Regions from separate parts of the Mus musculus genome. Here region 2 is linked to region 1. The links are chromatin loops, found by intact Hi-C in ENCODE. Cell type or tissue: heart. All regions are shown on one strand.

Region 1 (2,500 bases):
AGGACTAACTAGTTCTCTGAAGTGGGGTCACACCCAATGGCCATGAAGGAATTCATCTCTACAAGGCTCTCCACCTGAATTACTCCTTAGGTGGGACTAGGCGTGATCTGTGTGTATCATATGATCTATGTGTATCATACCACATGTCTGTCCATCACCTGGTAGGTAGGGCAGCACTGGCACCATGCATATCTGCCCCCCCCTTGTTGTTTTAGGAGCCACCATAACAGTAAGACAGTTGTGCAGGGTCTGAACTGTGCCACACTGGCAGTAGGCGGGGTGGGGGCAGGGGACAGAGACAAAGAGAAAGCTGGGGAATTGCCAGACATCATTTGACAGTGCTCAGCAATGGGAACTAGAGACCTCTGAAAAATGAGGCTGCAAGCTCCATTCAGTCCAGGACAGAATAAGAAATATCCCTGTGAAATGAATCCCATAGAACACACCTTAACTTTTCTGTGGGAAACATGGTTTATGCTATGTGCATACGGACAGAGTCCTCTCGTCTTCCAACGCGGCTTTACAGAGGCTTGGAGCTCATATTAATCCAGCAGACTCAAGCAAGCACCTCCTCTTCTCCTCACTGGGAGAGGTAGGACAAATATAGAAACAAGAAAAGCCATTAGCTACTGTAGAGAGATGTGTGCCCCGCACAGTCTGCAGAGACTAACACCTGCCCGGCTCTCCGTGACAATGGCTGAGGCAGATTATGTTTACCGTGCCGACCTGATCTTACAGCTGAAGCCTGCTGTAGAGCTCTGGCCTGGCGGAAATGAGGCCTGAATGCAACCCCCAGGACTACAAATCCTGTATGTGTAGGATGAATGGGTAGGTGGGTGGATGGATGGATGAGTGGATGGAAGGATGGATCGACAGACAGACAGATATGTATGTATGTATGTATGTATGTATGTATGTATGTATGTATAATTAGGATAGTGTGTCTATACAGTTTCCCTTTTTGTGTCAAGTAATACCCCCCTTTTTTCAAATTTTTATTAGATAATTTTTTCATTTACACTTCAAATGCTATCCCAAAAGTCCCCTATACCCTACCCCTGGTAATACACCTTTTATATACATACACTCACACACACACAGACACACACATACATCCATATATGTTACCTTTATTTATACCCCTTTTATATGTGTATGTGTGTATATATATACATATATATATATATATATATGTATATATATAATAAAAGACATATACATACATGTGTGTGTGTGTGTGTATCTTTTATTTAATAGGCTCTCAAAACTCTCATTAACATTTCTACAGAGATAAATGTACTTCGAAATGGCAGCAGATACCTGGGGCCCCACAAAGCGGAGTGTTATATTCTGCACAGATCTAAGCGTCACTCACAGTCATTCACAGTGCGGCTTTGTGAGATGTTCTTTCTCCTTCACCATCCCACAAACTCCAGTGCTGGCTGTTTCAGCCAATGTGCCCTGTGCAGACCCGAGTACTCGCCTCAAGAATTTCAGCACCACCTAGTGGCCAGATGCAGCATCGGCGTAAGCCATTGGCTCTGCCACGTGGTGTCAGAAGTTGGGGCTAAAGCTGATAAATCACGGTTGTTAAGTACTTTGGGGGCAAAGAAAAGAACTGCACACCGTGTCCTGTTACTGCCTACGAGTACTGTGCTCCTTTAAAGTCCTCGGTCTATTTTAAACCCGGATCTCTGTACCTGCTTTCTAGGTCGACGCCGCCGTGACCCCAGAGGAGCGCCATCTCTCCAAGATGCAGCAGAACGGATATGAGAATCCAACTTACAAGTTCTTTGAGCAAATGCAGAACTAAGCCCCACCCGCGCCACAGCAGCGGCCTCTGAACTTGGACAGCGAAACCATTGCTTCACTACCCATCGGTGTTCATTTATAAAATAACGTGGAAAGAAACAAACCCTTCCGTTTATTTACTCACCCTCGGCTTTTGACAGCTGTGCTGTAACACAAGTAGATGCCTGAACTTGAATTAATATACAAATCAGTAATGTATTCTCGCTTTCTCTCTTTACATTCTGGTCTCTACATTACATGATTCATGGGTTTTGTGTACTGTAAAAAAAAAAATTAGCTGTATCAAACTAGTGCATGAATAGATTCTCTCCTAATTATTTATCACATACATAGCCCCTTAGCCCGTTGTATATTATTCTTGTGGTTTGTGGCCCGGAAAAAACTCCTACTTGAAATATGCTTTAAAAATCGATGGGGGATGCTTCTTGTGAACGTGGGCGTCTAGCTGCTTCTCCTACGTATTCTTTTCCTGATCACTATGCATTTTGAACATTTTTTTAAGTATTCCAAATGACTTAGAAAATTCTTTTTCCATGACTGCATCTTACTGTACAGATTGCTGCTTCTGCTCTCTTTGTGATATAGGAATAAGAGGATACACATTGATTTCTTTGTGCCTGTTTTATGTGCACACATTAGGCATTGAGAATTTGAACATTTTTTTTGTCCATGTATCTTTGGATCTTTG
Region 2 (2,500 bases), 720 kb before region 1:
AGAGACAGAACCAGATCTCATCCATGCTGGGCAAGTTCCCTATGAACTGAGAAACATTCCAGCCTCATACCGTAATGTTTTTTTTAAAATCACAGTTCATTTCATCTGTAATCTTCTACTCAGCCTACCCACTTTGATAATTTTCCCACTCCTGTGCTTTTTAAATAGGACACCTATTTAACAACATTGCCAGTGAGCAATCAGAGTTAGTCAAAAGCGCTTCTTTACCTTCCTGTACTCCAGATCTTAAACTGGCCTCAGTAATGTCTTTGCAAAGACAGAGACTCCCAGCAACATTCTTGGGACCTTCATAAAGAGAGAGGAGAGGTGAGAGAATGTCCTAAGTCTTCCCTCCAAGCCTCAGCCATAAGTTTTTGATACACAGGTGCTAAGGAACCAGGCACCTCAACCTTGAGTTGTTGTCAGAAAACAATAAAGTGAGAAATGGAAACAGGAATCACTTTGACACAAGCATTCCCTAGGACTGAATGTTATTCTGGGTTTTATGTCTGCAGGTTTTATACAGCAAGGTGGGCTGTTCTCAGAGAGAGAGAAGGATACAGAGATGGCCTGTCCTTAGGGAGAGAGAGAGAGAGAAGGATACAGAGATGGCCTGTCCTTAGAGAGAGAGAGAGAGAGAGAGAGAGAGAGAGAGAAGGGAAGAAGGCAAGGGGGAACCTGCTGGAAGAAACCTTGACACATCCCAATGACTGGCTCAAGAGAAATTGAGTGAGATTGGAATTCTGCCATTGGTTCATTCATGGCTCTTAGCCAGAGGCTGAAGATCTCTCCCGAGGGGTTGATGGAGCCTCCTTTCTGCATTTATCATGACAAGTGATCATGAGGAAGGAGCCTCTGAAGGAACAGTTAAATGAGTTGTTTTCCTGTATTCAAGCACATCTCTACACACACACACATACACACACACACACACACACACACACACACACACAGAGACAGAGAGACAGAGACAGGGAGATAGAGAGATAGACACAGAGACAGAGAGATCTGTTTTTGTTTACTATTTGCACAGGAGTTTGGTTTTAATATATTAATCAATCATGAAAAAAAAACCCTCAGGAAAAGTTTATGAGCAAGAGGGAAATCCGTTGGCCTCCTGTCTTGTACATCTACATTGTATTTAACCAGATGGTTTCATGACATTTGCTGAGTCCAGCATAGTACAAAGTATAGCTTCATCAAACCCTGTAGCATGCTGTCTTGGTGGATCCATATCCAGATGATGGATAATTTCACCAACTGACAACTGTACTGCTTTCTGGTATGGAAGTGAAAAGGAGAAATTTACACTATCATTTATAAGTTAAATGAACTTCCTTGTGTAACCACTAGATGGCACTTTTAACCCACAATCAGCTACCACTAAAACTGATACTTTATTTTTATTCAAACATTCTTACTATTTGAGAAAGGATGGAATATAAGAGAATATTATGTTTCTTTAAAAAATATTAATTGTAAGTAAAATCTACCAAAGTATAGTTGAGTGTGACTTTTTAAAACATGAGCTTCATTTTAAAAAACAACTTAATGGCCAAACTGTGATCCTAGACTATTTAATGCACCAAACAAAAGATTTATGTAAGCCTACATTTTGAAATACACCAACATGTGAAATGCGGCAGCTGCAAATGAAGCAGGAAGTCTAGATTTTTCCTATTGTACTCCACTTGACTGCTAAAAAGCAGAATTCATATGTCTCCTTGGGCCTATGTTTTCACAATTTTTTGGAAACTCAAACTCAGTCTCGTGATGACTTCATTCGCTTAAATAATGTTTTTAAATTGTAGTTTACACAAAGCAGAAAACAACTTCCCAACCAAAGGTTTATAAAAAAAGGTCTATGTTGGACCCGTGCTGATGCTGATGACTTGAAAACAAATGATAATGTACGCTGAGCAATCTCAATGCGATGAGCACCGGCTGACTAGTCTCCCACACATGAGGAGAGATGATTAGGAAGAAGTGTGTGTTTCCACAAAAAGTAACGGCAGCGCTGACAATGTGGGTCAGCGCTCAGTTACAGGAAGATCGTAATAACCTCAAATGTAGTTCCCAGTCCCGGGAACACAGAACACTGGCTCCGGGGACCACAATTTGCAAGATGCAGCCAATCATATTGGCTATCTCCTGACGAAATCTAATCACTATTACTATCAAGAATGTCCCAGGAAGAGCGCATTTCATCTTCAACAGGCTTTGCAAGAAGGGTCAGGGAAAGCGAGGAGTAACCCTTCTCAAAAAGCCTGTTGAAGATGAGACATCTTCCCATCTCCCAAACATAGCACTTACATATCTCTGCTTTCATCTTGCCCTTCAGGAGAACTGGGATTCTCTGGGAATTGGCAGCCTTAGCTACAGCTACGTAGAGCATCAGACCACAAAGTGTCTGCTTCGCAATGAGGTGGAGGCAAAAGGAAAGCAAAGGAAGAAGAGCTCATGAAACCAGCCAGGACTTTCCAAGCTCTGAAGACCAGGG

What was found. Peaks named below come from ENCODE experiments on the same cell type or tissue, not always from the same donor. Only the 100,000 strongest peaks of a DNase experiment are listed, where the experiment ranks them.
Region 2: a loop joins it to region 1, with 7 times the contacts of the local background. A loop is called at or near these places in 31 of 42 quality-filtered maps.

What each region holds. Positions count from the first base shown.
Region 1 is chr16:84,954,644-84,957,143 of GRCm38, reverse strand. It overlaps App (amyloid beta (A4) precursor protein), which reads left to right. Exons shown (of 18, transcript NM_001198823.1): 18 at 1,712-2,500. The coding sequence ends at 1,813. Among named protein-coding and RNA genes, the nearest start is that of Gm10791, 16 kb to the left of the region's middle. In heart, no CTCF peak of the experiment used is centred here; a DNase peak (open chromatin) is centred at 1,503; H3K4me3 peaks cover 287 bases; H3K27ac peaks cover 251 bases.
Region 2 is chr16:85,677,247-85,679,746 of GRCm38, reverse strand. No RefSeq gene overlaps it. Among named protein-coding and RNA genes, the nearest start is that of Gm52244, 120 kb to the right of the region's middle. In heart, a CTCF peak has its summit at 1,358 (motif pointing right); no DNase peak of the experiment used is centred here.